Linked DNA regions of Homo sapiens: all the other regions are linked to region 2. Evidence: chromatin contacts called from ENCODE Hi-C or POLR2A ChIA-PET data. All regions are on one chromosome and are shown on one strand. Each heading gives the region's core, a stretch centred on a gene start or an enhancer-like site at or near the end of the contact. The rest is flanking DNA. Distances are from core to core; before and after follow the strand shown. Region 1 holds the start of ZNHIT3 (zinc finger HIT-type containing 3). Region 2 holds the start of AP2B1 (adaptor related protein complex 2 subunit beta 1). Region 3 holds the start of PIGW (phosphatidylinositol glycan anchor biosynthesis class W).

Evidence for each region. Hi-C counts contacts between places; a loop is a spot of excess contacts on that map. ChIA-PET counts read pairs that join two places held with the same protein, here RNA polymerase II (POLR2A). Pooled maps may share reads with other maps.
Region 1: a pooled map shows a loop between it and region 2 (9-fold over the local background). The contact joins the promoter of ZNHIT3 here to the promoter of AP2B1 in region 2. A Hi-C loop is called at or near these places in 13 of 50 pooled maps. POLR2A ChIA-PET finds 5 or more read pairs at or near these places in 3 of 52 experiments (OCI-LY7, activated B cell and activated CD4-positive, alpha-beta T cell).
Region 3: a map of ascending aorta shows a loop between it and region 2 (7-fold over the local background). The contact joins the promoter of PIGW here to the promoter of AP2B1 in region 2. A Hi-C loop is called at or near these places in 4 of 168 maps with a recorded cell type or tissue (Caco-2, ascending aorta, naive thymus-derived CD4-positive, alpha-beta T cell and 1 more), 2 of 37 single-sample maps with no recorded cell type and 17 of 50 pooled maps. POLR2A ChIA-PET finds 5 or more read pairs at or near these places in 4 of 52 experiments (A673, activated B cell, activated naive CD4-positive, alpha-beta T cell and 1 more).

Annotation. Positions count from the first base shown.
Region 1 is chr17:36,484,188-36,488,675 of GRCh38, forward strand. ZNHIT3 (zinc finger HIT-type containing 3) reads left to right here and starts at 2,494. Exons shown (of 5, transcript NM_004773.4): 1 at 2,494-2,598; 2 at 2,748-2,779. The coding sequence starts at 2,513. LOC105371749 (a long non-coding RNA gene) reads right to left here and starts at 2,492. Exons shown (of 3, transcript XR_934710.4): 1 at 2,400-2,492. RefSeq lists an enhancer at 2,215-3,148.
Region 2 is chr17:35,585,068-35,589,963 of GRCh38, forward strand. AP2B1 (adaptor related protein complex 2 subunit beta 1) reads left to right here and starts at 2,255. Exons shown (of 22, transcript NM_001030006.2): 1 at 2,255-2,361. RefSeq lists enhancers at 2,062-2,231, 2,201-3,400, 2,662-2,771 and a silencer at 2,312-2,431.
Region 3 is chr17:36,533,169-36,537,818 of GRCh38, forward strand. It overlaps PIGW (phosphatidylinositol glycan anchor biosynthesis class W), which reads left to right and starts at 1,819. Exons shown (of 2, transcript NM_001346754.2): 1 at 1,819-2,424; 2 at 3,926-4,650. The coding sequence starts at 3,934. It overlaps MYO19 (myosin XIX), which reads right to left and starts at 1,700. Exons shown (of 26, transcript NM_001163735.2): 1 at 1,593-1,700; 2 at 785-936. RefSeq lists an enhancer at 391-1,066.

The DNA.
Region 1 (4,488 bases), core at 1,244-3,743, 900 kb after region 2:
ACAAGGTCCTGCTCTGTCACCCAGGCCGGAGTGCAGTGGCGTGATCTCCACTCACTGCAACCTCCACCTCCTGGGCTCAAGCGATTTTCCCACCTCAGCCTCCCCAGTAGCTGGGATTACAGGCTCAAGCCACTGCCCCCCGCTAATTTTTGTATCTTTTTGGGTAGAGATGGGTTTTTGCCATGTTGCCCAGGCTGGTCTTGAACTCCTGGGCTCAAGCCATGTGCCCGCCTTGGCCTCCCAAAGTGCTAGGATTACTGGCGTGAGCCACCTTACCTGGTGGGGCACAGGATTTTAAATTAAATTTTTTTTTTTTTAATTTTTAGAGACAGAGTCTTGCTCTGTCGCCCAGGCTGGAGTGCAGTGGCATGATCTTGGCTCACTACAATCTCTGCCTCTAGAGTTCCGGCGATTCTTGTGCCTCAGCCTCTCTAGTAGTTGGGATTACAGGCGTGCACCACCACACCCAGTTAATTTTTTCTATTTTTAGTACAGACAGGGTTTTGCTATGTTAGCCAGGCTGGTCTTGAACTCCTGGCCTCAAGTGATCTGCCTGCTTTGGCCTCCCAAAGTGCTGGGATCACAGGCGTGAGCCACTGCGCCTGGCCTAAATTTTTCGTCTTTAAGACGGGGTCTCTCTCTCTCTGTCATCCAGGCTGGAATGCAGTGGCACAATCATAGCTCACTGCAGCCTTGAACTCCTGGGCTCAAGTGAGCCTCCAGCCTCAACTTTCTAAGTAGCTGGGACTACAGGCTGATGCGACCATGCCCGACTTGGCACAGGATTTAAATATGGCCCTGGACAAGTCACTGGCCTTCTCTGGCCTTCCCAGGTAAGCTTGGACTTTCTGGGATGCTTCAAGTTCAAATCATCAGTGGTACAACTGTTGAACAATATGAGGAACGCTGCGGGTTACTGGGCCTGTGTGGACCCGTTTTGGATTCTAAGCTGGGTCCTGGGCAGAAGTTGGAGGCTGGGGCAGCTGCAAGCAGGACAGGCAGGTGGCCAGAGGGCCCAGCAGCTTCAGCACTGAGGACTGGACTGGGTCGCCACGCCCAAAGGAAGGATAATTACTCACCTCCCACTCAAGAAGCAGGCGGCAGAACTGTTTTGGAGAGCATGGCTTGGGGCCTGGGACCTATGTTCATGCGGTCCAGACGGAGATCCATGAGAGTTAAGACTCTTTCTAGATATCAGGTAGCACTTCTGATTACAAAACTTTTGCACATGGTCTCCTCTCTGCTTTACAACAGCTCAGGAAAGTAGGCCCAAACATCCACTTTAATAGATGAGGGAGCTCAGAGGGGGTAACCAACCCCTCCAGGTCACACAGCCAGGGAGGGGGTTGAGCCAAGGTTCAAACCACTGCCTCGGTTGTTGCAGATACATCCCTGCAGACACCTTTATTGAAGAGGGACCCTGAAGGCTGAACGGCCAACACAGAAGAGGAGGCACTTGGGAGTAAGGGTGATTTATGGCCCTGGGAGGGCCCAGTGCAGGTAGGATGGGAGCTAAGGTAAGGCTGGGCCATGCCTAGCTGCAAGCAAATTTCCTTAAAAAACAAACAACAAAAAACATTACTTTTTCTAAACCTAAAGTTTGTGGTGGCATTCAAGTCCCATCATAGCCCATCTATCCAGACTCATCTGCCTGGGATCCCCGTCTTGGGACTAGTGGTCACTGGCCTGCTTCCTGGTCAATTAGCTTCCGGGACTAGGGGGAGGTGTGAGGAGCCTAGAGTGCAAAATTTAAGAAGCACTCAGTCTCAGGGGCGTGCAGGTGCAGGGTAGCGACGGCAGGACTCTAAGAGTGAGTCTCTTTCCTCCCCGTTTCCCCGTCCTACTTTCACTCTAAGCATTTAGTTCCCAGGGGACAGAGACGACTTCTTCATTAGAAGACCCCGGGGGGTCCCCAGCCCGGAAGGGCTCACAGTTGGAGCTCAAACATTTGCCACTGTTCAGGCTCATCTTTCTTTCCCCAGTGAAAAATGGTCTAGGTTGGGAAGGGCAGGTTCCTGTCTACTGCGTGATCCAACCGATTCTGGTTCGCCCAATGTCTGGACTTGTCCTTTGCCAAGAATAAGCAGATGAGATGGGCGGATGAACCCCAATGTCCCTGCAAGATTCAGGAAGTCCCAGCCAGAAAGTAAAGGACGTTTAGTTCCATGTATTGTTTTCTTTTTTACATGCGGGGCAACACACCTGGACAGTGTCGATGGCTTGCTCCAAGCCACACGGCCGCATAGGGACAGGGACTGGGCTACATAACAAGTTCTTCGACGCTGTGATCTAATCAAGGAAAACCTGGGACGCAGCTAATAGATGCGCATCGAGTGTATCGACGCTCTAAGTACGAGGGCTGGAACAGTGAGCAGGATCAGTCCATTGCTTTTGCCTACCTGCTGAGCGCTGATTGGTCCCCGTTTAGGAAACGGAAAAAGGGGCGTGCACGCGGGCGCGGCTGCGTGAGAGGCGCGCGGCGGCGCAGTGAACAGTCTCCTTCCACAAAACCATGGCGTCGCTCAAATGTAGCACCGTCGTCTGCGTGATCTGCTTGGAGAAGCCCAAATACCGCTGTCCAGCCTGCCGCGTGCCCTAGTGAGCGGGGAGGTCGCGGGGTCCAGGGGCGCGGGTGTCCGGCCATGGCGGGAGGGCGGGAGGCCGGGAGGCCGGGCGGGAGCGGGCGGGCTGCTGGAGGGGCCGGGGACCCTCGGGGCTGACGCGGCCTGTGGCCTCTGTTGTTACAGCTGCTCGGTAGTCTGCTTCCGGAAGCACAAAGGTGAGCCCCGTCCCCGCCAGCCCTCGTACCACTGCGCACGGGGCAGCCCCCACGTCCAGCCTCCGTCTTGGGGGCGTGGACCCTTGGGCTGCGCTTCCTTTCCCGCCTCGGGTCTCCGCGGGTTCTGCAGGAACCTTGCTTCCTCTGACTTGGTCCCTGGTGTCTCTGTGTGTCGGACAGTTCCCTCTGTTGTCCCTGCCTGTAATCGCTCTCAGGGTTTTGGTCAGTAGCCTTTCTTCTACCCCGCTTCTCCTTCTGCGTGTTACTCTTTTTTGCTTAGAAATAGTTTCCGATTGCTTTTCCCACCGAGGTCTACCCTAGCAGTTTCTTCCTCAGTATTCTGATGTAGCCCCTCACCATTTGGCTGAAACTGCGCTAACTTTAACAGTATTTTCACTCGTGTAAATAATGTCTTGTTAGAAACAAAGAGGTAAGTCCATGTACAATACAAGGAGACGTCCTTGATTTGTTAAGAGAAAAAAAGAACCAAGTAAGTTCTGTGTATGATGTGAACACACTTTTGTACAGTTAAAAAGAAGTGACCTGGCCGGGCGCGGTGGCTCACGCCTGTGGTCCCGGCACTTTGAGAGGCCAAGGCGGGTGGATCACCTGAGCCCAGGAGTTCGAGACCAGCCTGGCCAACATGGTGAAACTCCGTCTCTACTAAAAATACAAAAATTAGGCGGGCGAGGTGCGCGCCTGTAATCCCAGCTACTCAGGAGGCTGAGGCAGGAGAATCGCTTGAACCCGGGAGGCGGAGGTTGTAGTGAGCCGAAATCGCACCACTGCACTCCAGCCTGGGCTACAGAGCCAGACTCAGTCTGGAAAAAAAAAGAAAAAAAAAAGTTTGATGTAGGTGGGGCGCGGTGGGTCACGCCTGTAATCCCAGCACTTTGGGAGGCCGAGGCGGGCGGATCATTTGAGCTCAGGAGTTTGAGACCAGCCTGGGCAACATAGCGAAACCCCGTCTCTATAAACAAACAAAGCCAGGCGTGGTGGCCTGTGCCAGTGGTCCCAGCTACTCAGGAAGCAGAGGTGGGAAGATCGCTTGAGCCTGGGAGGAGGAGGTTGCAGTGAGCCAGGATCGTACCACTGCACTCCAGCCTGGGAGACAGCAAGACTGTCTCAAAAAAAAAAAAAAAAAAAGCTTGATGTAGATTCTTTCAGCTTATTTCCACTCTTGTACCAATATATAGAACTTTTTTTTTTAGCTTTTAGAATCTCAGCAATGAGACTGTACCCAACATCCTCATTTGAGTTTATATATTGGGCACTTTTTAAAACCTAGTGCATACAGGCTGGGCGCAGTGGCTCATGCCTGTAATCCCAGCACTTTGGGATGCCAAGGTGGGTGGATCACCTGAGGTCAGGAGTTCGAGACCAGCCTGGCCAACATTATGAAACCACATCTCTACTAAAAATACAAAAATAAGCTGGGTGTGGAGGTGCGCGCCTGTAATCCCAGCTACTTAGGAGGCTGAGGCAGGATAATTGCTTGAACCATGGAGACGCAGGTTGCAGTGAGCCAAGACTGCACCACTGCACTCCAGCCTGGGCAACAGAGTGAGACTCCATCTAAAAAAAAATTAAAAAAATTAAAAATAAAGACTAGTGCATACAAGTTCTAGCTCACTGACTTAAAGGACTGTATGTTATTTCATTATATAGTTGGTACGACCATTATTTATATAAAGCCTCCTATTGGTTGA
Region 2 (4,896 bases), core at 1,005-3,504:
TCTCCTGCCTCAGCCTCCTGAATAGCTGGGACTATAGGCGCCCGCCACCACGCCCTGCTACTTTTTTTTTGTATTTTTAGTAGAGATGAGGTTTCACCATGTTAGCCAGGATGGTCTCGATCTCCTGACCTCGTGATCTGCCCGCCTCAGCCTCCCAAAGTGTTGGGATTACAGGCGTGAGCCACCGCGCCCAGCCATCTTAATTCTACCTTTTAACTTCTCTGTATCTCTTAAAATAGAGGAAGTAATAGTACCTACTTGGTTATCAGGTGGTGCGGATGTAAAAATGTACTTAGCAGAGTAACTGACATAAAATCATAATAAATATCAACAGTTATTTGTTTAAACCACCATCATCGTGTGGCTGGATCATGTCAACAGTTTCCTGAGTGGTCTCCCATTAGATTATGAGCCCGTGATGGTCCCAAAAGGTGAAAAGAAGGGAGATTGGTCCATACTTTCACCCAAAAGTGGAAGAGAATGAAGTTGGAAAAGCTTTCGGATTGATGCTATATTTTGAAAATAGTATTGGTTCATTTTTCCTTAAAATATATGCATTTTTCAGAGAAAGGAATGGAAAATAAAACAAATATAAAGAAGATAACATTTGTAATCAGCACCCAGAGGGAACCACTAATAGGTATATATACTCCTCTGGATTTAGAGTTTTGTATCTTTTTTTTTTTCTTATTTCAAAGCATTTTTCTGTATCATATTTTTCAACAATATGATTTAAAAGGCACATCCCAACATAGAAATAAATACATGTTCATTGTAGAACACTTTGAAAAATACAGAAAAATATTAGGAAGAAAAATAAAACTCTCACTATCCTGCAATAACCACTTTTAACGTTCTGCTGAATATCCAAGCTTTTTTTTTTTTTTTTTCTTTTGAGATGAGTCTGGCTTTGTTACTCAGGCTGGAGTGCAGTGGCGAGATCTGGGCTCATTGCAACCTCTACCTCCTGGGATCAAGCCATTCTCCTGCCTCAGCCGCCTGAGTAGCCGGGATTATAGGCGTGTGCCACCACCCCCAGCTAATTTTTGTTTTTTCAGTAGAGACAGGGTTTCACCACATTGGCCAGGCTGGTCTCAAACTCCCGACATCAGGTGATCCACCCACCTCAGCCTCCTAAAGGGCTGGGATTGCAGGTGTAAGCCACCACGCCTGGCCTATCCTAGCCTTTTTTTTCTATACATATATAGTCATACTGTATACTGTATTGTTTGGTGTCCTTTTTTTGCTTAACACTTTATGAATTTTCTGTCATAAAATATTCTATAACATTATGCAGCTATCTGATTTACCATAACTGTTTGCATTCTCTCACCTTATACCTGGCTTTCTAATTTCCCCTATTCCCCTATTTTAATAACAGAGGAAATAATAATACATGAGTATGTTATACAAAATTTTAATGTACTTCTGATCACTTTTTTAAGAATGAAGTTTTAAAATACTGAAACACTTTTTGACTCACAGAGTTCATAGGCAAAATGTGAGAAAAATCATCACTTTGCTCTCCATCCTTCCTTACACCCTGAAATTAACCTTAGGGACAGCTAGTTCATTTAACATCATCAATCTTGTTCTCCAGTTCCAGGTCCTGGAATCTAGCTCTTAGTGTCCGAAAGAAACTTACTTTTGTGTAAGCACACCTATTATATACTAGGCACTTTACCTAATTTATCTGGTTTAAACTTCACATGCCCGAGAGAGATACTATCATTGTCTTCATTTCACAGATAAGAAGGTTGATGAGACATTAACTGTCTCAGTCACATTCAGGGTAGGGATTCAAACTCACATCCAATGCCTCCTCAACCTCTTTTACGTGCAGCACTATCCTCTAGCCCCACTGCCCGTATATAGGCCTGGGCTATATCACCATTGTCCGCCCTTGAGCCTGGAAGGAAAATGAGCTGAGGGGTTTTGTTTTTTCAGAAAGGAACAGGATATTTCATCATCTCTATGTTTACGTTTTTCAGAGAATTTCTGTGCGAGGAAACAAATCCATTGTCAGCTTTTTAAAATATATCCCTTTGGAGTAGCCACTTAACATCCTCTGAGGCCCAGATGGGCTAGCTTGCCGGGACCAAAGGAAATCTTTGGGTCTGGAAGGCGACAAGAGATCACAGGCTTTCTAGGTCTACCGCGCACCCCGATGACGTCACGCGGCGACGTTCTCTGACGTCAGAGTTTCCTGCCCACCATCTTTGTCCCTGGCAAAGTGGGTTTTGCGCAGTGGCTTAGACCTAGAAAAGAATCGTGACGGGCAGGAAACCATTACACCACCACCTGGGCTGTGCTCTCCGGCTCCCGCCGCCACCCCCGCCCTCGCCTTCGCCTCCGCCTCCGGTGAGTTCAGGGCGGTTGCCTTTAGGGTGTGTCCCTAATTGACGGGGTCGGGGACGGAGAGAAGGGTAACACCAGGCTGGGTCGGAGACCGGCGGAGGCGAGGAAATCCTAAGAGCGTGACCGTTGATGATGCAGGGAACCGTCGGGTGTGACCATTGAGAGGGAAAAGGTTGGAGAAAGGGTCTCTACCATGATGCCTGTGGTGCGGTGAGGGAATCCTCGGGTGTGGCAGCAGGTAGTTGGGGGCAGGAGGGGAAGATGTGTTTCGGAATTGAGGGTTTAGGGGGACCAGAGGCCAGGGGTGTGGCTGATAGAGCCTGGAGGCCGTGGGGGGAACCGTCTTTCTTCCCCGCTCGGCGTCGTTCACTGAGAGGCTGAGACGTGTCCAGCAAGCCAAAGGGAAAAGGGATTCCCTCAAAGGTTTGCTCATTGATGGGCGAACGTCGTCTCTCGGGTAACTTGAGGGTAAGAGACAACCTCTTCCCTGCTCCGTAATGGAGGAGCATATCGCTAGAATCTTGACCACCTGGGGAAAGAAGAGGCATTCCTTACTCTTGGAGGAAGGAAAGAGTAACCTCCAGAATTGACCCGATGTAAGAGAGGGGGAAGCAAATGGGGGCAAATCTTAACCCAGCATCTTTTTTTTTTTTTTCTTTTTCTGGGCTCTGCAGTAATGGTCTGGTTTGGGAAAGGCTGTAGATTAAGCTGAAAGTAAAGAAACTGGAACGTCCTGTTATTTCCTTATCATTTGAATCCAAATCATTTGTTCATGCTGCTTGTTTTCAAGAGTAGTCTTCTATTGGAGGGGTGGGGTGGGGGGGGACAGGCCTTTATTGAACTCACGCGGATGCTTCATTAAACTTTTGACTTTTATTTTATTTTATTTTTGTATTTTTAGTGACAGGGTCTTACTGTGTAGCCCAGTCTGGTCTCGAACTCCTGGGCCCAAGCGATCCTCCCGCTTCGGCCTCCTAAAGTTTTGTGATTACAGGCGTGAGCCAGCGCGCCCAGCCAAACTTGACTTTTGAGAAGAAAAAATGTTTTGAAAACTGCCAAAGACTTATCATAACCATTGTGGTTTAAAAGAAAGTAAATGCATTAAGCTTAGAAAGGCAGAATGACTAAGAAAGAAGGTGGTCTCAATGAGAATCAATTTAAATGATTAGTTACCTTCCTTGTATACTTCAATTGCTTAGCCTCAGGGTACACTTACAAAGTAGTAATAGAAAGCAGCAGATGAAGGAGGTGCAGCTCTATAAGAAAACGTGTTAAGACATTCCAGTGATGACTAAGCGTGCTGGTAAGGTGAGAACTGTTTGCAGTATCTTAGCCGTTGAAACTTTCAAGGAAGCAGAAAGGATGATGTATAATGCAAACATCCTCACTAAAAGCTGGGTGGTAAAATCAATATAAATCTAATATTCTGACTGTGTATGAAGAAACTCAAGGAAGTCCAGTTCTTTCATTCTTTCTTTCCTTAAAAGATCCATATTTTGAAATACTAACTTTTTAGGCACAGGTTTGAACGAAGCTGAGCAAGGAATATATTAAATAGGGCACGTTCTCCTTTCTCTTGTCCTTTCTTTCCTTCTAGCCTTAGGTTTTCCAGAGTTTAATGTTATTTTGGTTAAGAATTAGATGTAAAACTTTTGAACTCCTTTGCTTCGTTATAATATTAAGAAGCTACTTTGTAGTCTGTTATGTTTAAATAGAAATCACAGGTGATTTTAGCTTTTGTGTCTCATAATTTCTTATGAGCAAGGTAATACCTGATGATGCTATTGTCTTTGCATTATTACTGAATATTTGATTAGAAATGAATTTGGCACCTCTCACCTTTATAATAAAAGATTACTGGAATGACATTTCTGCTTTATAATTTGGTTAACTTTGGCCAGTTTTTCACTATGAGCACTGAGCTTTGTAAAGTCCCACTTTGTGAAAAGAAGGGTTTAGTGACTTTACAAACTAATTTAGCTTCCCAGAGAGCCATTTGAATTAAGACCCTATTAATTTTTTTCTGACCTTATTCTACCCAAGGTATTAATCTTATTTTGCTGCTCAGTTTCTCTTTTGGGGAACTGGAGGGAGATATAGGAGAGGAGGGACTTTGACAACCTATATTTGGTAGAAACTAGGTTATGTTAAATCTGGATATATAGTCCTGTGCAGGGAGGCCTTCTCCGAAATGCAGTGACATCACACTCTGGTCGAGGGCAAGTAAGAGTGATTATGTGCTTTGACTCTGGCAGCTTTGTTGTTTAACAGTGGCCTTAGGCCATACCGTAAATCCTCAGAACAGCCGTTACTTGTCTGGTTTGATCTGGTAGAAAGGTAGTGTGAGTTCAAATTCCATCATGGCTTTGCTTATTTCTCTGGCTCTTCTGAAGGAACATTTTCTCCCCCCATAGGAGCAGCTTGATTTTTGAGGCACTTCAGCAAATATTAGATTTTTTTTTTCTTTAGCTCTATTTTGTTTACTTTTTCTGTAACTTCTTTTTTTTTTTTTTTTTTTGAGACGGAGTCTCACTCTTT
Region 3 (4,650 bases), core at 569-3,068, 950 kb after region 2:
GGGGACAGTTAAATCTGCCTCATAAGGAGTGGTTGTGAAGGTCAATGAGGTCATGGTTTGACAGCACCACACAAAGTACGAATCTGAGTATTCACTCAGAGGATAAACACTGTTAGCACTACGACTAAGGGTTGATGATCCATTTGGGAGCGCTAATCAGGTGAACGGTCCAGTGTCAACTTCAAGAAGGTGAGGATTTCAGGGAGATGAATCCATCTGGGAGGTGGGGTGTTGTGAGGCTGGGCCTAAGCCAATCTTTGAAGAATGGTTAAGTGACCCTCAGACTTGGAATTTTCTAGGCCTTGGCACCACCCCTAGCAAGGAGAGATGAGGCTGAGGGTGAAGCGTGCCTGCAATGGATTAACCCTGGTGGAGACTTTCTTGAGGCTCTGAATACATCAAGTCTTTAAAGAACCCAGGGATAGGGACTTCCATAGAAGCTGGAAAAAGGACAATTGAGGCGGAAACAGGTATCAGGACCGTGCTGGACCACTTAAGGTGTGGTGCTACAGCCCTAAAAGATCCTGACCCTGGACACTGACTGTACCCCATCCAAGGGACAGCCATGCAGAGGGCTCCAGAGAACAAAGCTCTTTCAACTGGGAACTCATCTCAAGCAATAGGTCCAGAGGGGCAGCACAACAGGTTTGGGGTTTGAATCCAAAACCCAAGGCCCCTGGCACAGAACCCAAGAACTAAGCCTCACTCTGTTTCCTCGTTTACAAAACGGAGTGATAATATCCAGATCTCACGGGGCTAAATGAAGCGTTAAAGGGGCTAATACCTGTGAAAGCGCTCTGCAAATGTTATTACGATGCAGCATCAGCTCCTAGCTGGAGTCAAGTGAGATTAGAGCAGTTTTCTCCAGTTCTCCCAGCTCCTGCTCCAGTCGGTTTCGCGGTTACCAGCCAAGAATTTCTGGAAAGGGTGTGAACACTGTGGGCAGAAAGGAGACGGTAATGAGTAAATGGAACACCGAATCAAGGCAAGTGGCAACCTGATCACCAGTCCCTCCTTCTCAGACTGTTTCTTTCTAGGCATGGAGGACAGTGGGAGGGCAGACGCTGAGAAGCGCTGGGTAAGGATCTCATCAGTCCAGCTGGCTCCGCCCCCAGGTTCCCGGCGGGAACCGGGGACTCAAGGTCCGGGCGTCGTGCCGCAAACCCAGGGCTGGGATGCCGTTCCGGAAGCACCTGGCACGGGGAGAGTATGTCCTTCCCAGGAAGGTGGACGTGACCCCAGCCAAGGGCGCAGCTGCCCTGACACCTCCCGGGACCAGCCGCCCCCTCCCGGGGTCCTCAGCTGGGCGAAGAGTGGAGCAAGGACCCTCTCCCCCCAGGCCGCCCCCTGCCGGCCAGGTGGAAAGGTGGAGGGTGATCAAGAAAGACTTGTTTCAAGCAAGAGCCAAGAGCTGGGCTACCCCCTCGTGAGACACAAGAGGGTCAAAAGGAAAAGGCAAAAAGGAGGGAAACGGCGCTTTGGAAGGGGAGGTGGAGACGCCTACTTCTTCCTCACCGCTGCGGGGCAAACTGGCCTCCCAAGCCCCTTCCGCGTCTGAAGGGCTTCAGATATAGGTTCGGGTTGACACTCACCGGTCCCACGGCCCGAGCCGCCGTGCTTCAGGCCCCCGCCCGGCCAGACTGGAAAGGCGGGCGGGCCAGGTCAGGCGGCGGGAAGAACACGGGCAGGAGAGAAAAGAGGAGGGGCAAGAGCGTGCAGTGAGGAAAGGAACCTGGGAGCGCCGAACCGCACCCCGTCGGCTGCGGCACTGCTAAGTGGCCGGGGGTCGGCCGGCTCCTCCCTAGGGGCGGGGCGAGCACTCGCGGCGCGGGGCGCGCACGTGGCTTGGCCGGGACGCCTGGTCCGGCTTGCTGGCTTCAACTACGGTGAGATGTTTTGCGACCCTGGGGTAAAATGAGGGTAAAGCGGCAGCTTCCCACGTTCTGGGGGAGAAGCGCGGAAGCACGGTTTCCTGGGCCTTCGGGCGACACCAGGACTGGGGGTCTTTCAGTAGAGGTCGCCGCGGCGGAGTCTTGTGCGAGTGCGGCGGAGTGTTGTGCGAGGCCGGCGGACACCATTACCCTGATAGGGCCTCGCCGTGAGGTCTGAGGGGCCGTGTGAGGTGCATGGCGCGCCGTTTCCTCTCCAGGCGCTCCTCTCAGGGCTACGGCCCTAGAAGATCTGGCCTGCACCAGCCCAAAGGACATGACAGGAGTGGGTAGCCCACGGGACACTGGCACGAGCGCCATGATGGGCGGAGACGCGCGGAATCGGCCGGCCCGGAAGTGCCAGCTGCCTGCGTCGGCCGGAAGTGCCGCGCGGGAGGCGGAAGCGGCTGGTTCCCGCGTGGTTTGGCGGGTGCAGCGGCAGTCCGGCTGCCCTTCCCACGTAGACCGTCTGCTGGGGGCGCCGGCACCATTTGGAGTACGTGAGGTATACGGGTAGGGCGCGGCCAGGTCGGGCGTCTGTTAGGAAAAAGACTTTTTATTTTTATGTTTATTTTTTAAGAGACGGAGTCTCGCTCTGTCGCCCAGGTAGGAGTGCAGTGGCGCGATCTCGGCTCACTGCTGCCTTCCACCTCTGGGCTCAAGCGATCCTCCCGCCTCAGCCTGGCATTACAGGCGCGCACCACCACGCTCAGCTAATTTTTAATTTTTCTTTTTTTTTTTTTCACTCCTGGCCTTAAGCGATCCTCTCTCCTCCCAAAGCGCTAGGATTGCAGGCATGAACCACTTCTCTCGGCTAGGACTTTTATTTTTAATGGTCAACTGATTTGAGTTGGTTACTGTGAGATATTGTCACAGGTTCCAGACAGGCCATAATGCACGCATGCATTCACTTACTTATTCAGCTCATGGTACATTTAGAAACTCTAGGTTCATGTTTAACCAACAAATGTGTTCTTCCAGTATGCCGTTTTTCAGACAATGATGTGTGGCATTCAGAGGTGTTTTACAACCCTTAATAAAAGAGCAACTAACACTAGTATGTGCTATACATCCATTCTTAATGCACCCACCGTACCTACTTCCATCCTAACCTGAAAACATAGCTGTCTGTAAATGAGGAAAGGAGCAGCCTGGGGATCCAGAAATCACTGCAGGGGTCACGTTTTGTACCAAGGCAGTAGGTTTGGAGAGGCTCTGAACTGGAACCAAGGCCCCCAACTTCAAAATGTACTTGGCCCCTAGCGTTTGAATTTGCTTTAAGGTCATTAGTAAATCCTATTCAATTTGCATCAAAGAATCTTCATGATACGTACTGTGCTCCATAATAGAAATTCCCATCTGCCTATGATGCCATTCTCAGAGTTTATATCCCAAATTCGCTCTCTTTTCCTTTGCTTTTTCTTTTCCTTTTTTTTTTTTTTTTTTTGAGATGGAGTCTCACTCTGTGGCCCAGGCTGGAGTGCAATGGCTCACTCCAACCTCTGCTTCCCCGGTTCAACCGATTCTCCTGCCTCAGCCTCTAAAGTAGCTGGGATTACAGGCGGGTGCCATCACGCCTGGCTAATTTTTGTATTTTTAGTAGAGACGGGCTTTCACCATGTTGACCAGGCTGGTCTCGAACTCCTGACCTCAGGTGATCCTCCCACCTCGGCCTCCCGAAGTGCTAGGATTACAGGTGTGAGCCACCACGCCTGGCCCCAAATTCACTTTCTTTGTGAGTCTGTCTTGTACAGGGAATAGCTGAAGCTTTGTAACCAATAATTTAATATTATTAGTATGACATTTCTATCTGAACACATTAGTGTTAAGCTTCTTCCCACAATCCTTGGAAGGGGAATCACAAATCCTAGGTGAACTCATTAGGGCCCAAAGTTCTGCTCTGAAATCTAGTAATAAGAGTAAAATTAAGCCAGGTATGCTAATTACACAAGAATGCTGCTTTTCACAAATCCATTCCTTTGCTCTTGTTTTCACAGGAAGAAAAATGTCTGAAAAGCAGATGAAGGAAGCTTTTGTCAGTAACCTCAATGGAACCACCGTGCTGGAAATCACCCAGGGATTGTGCTTTCCTGCATTCTGTATCCTGTGCAGAGGGTTCCTGATCATTTTCTCACAGTACTTGTGTTCTTTTTCACCTACCTGGAAAACTAGATTCCTCACTGACTTTGTTGTCCTAATAGTTCCCATGGTAGCCACTTTGACCATTTGGGCTTCATTTATCCTCCTTGAGCTTCTCGGTGTAATTATCTTTGGGGCAGGGCTGTTGTATCAAATATACCGAAGGAGGACCTGCTATGCCAGACTGCCTTTCCTAAAAATCCTTGAAAAATTCTTGAACATCAGTCTAGAATCAGAATACAATCCAGCCATCTCCTGTTTCCGTGTAATTACCAGTGCGTTTACTGCTATTGCTATTTTGGCTGTGGACTTCCCACTTTTTCCCAGAAGATTTGCCAAAACTGAGCTCTATGGGACAGGAGCAATGGATTTTGGAGTAGGTGGCTTTGTTTTTGGGTCTGCAATGGTTTGTCTAGAGGTCAGGAGGAGAAAATATATGGAAGGGTCCAAATTGCATTACTTTACAAACTCATTGTACTCTGTTTGGCCATTAGTCTTCCTAGGAATCGGACGATTAGCCATTATAAAATCAATAGGCTATCAGGAACATTTAACAGAGTATGGAGTTCACTGGAACTTTTTC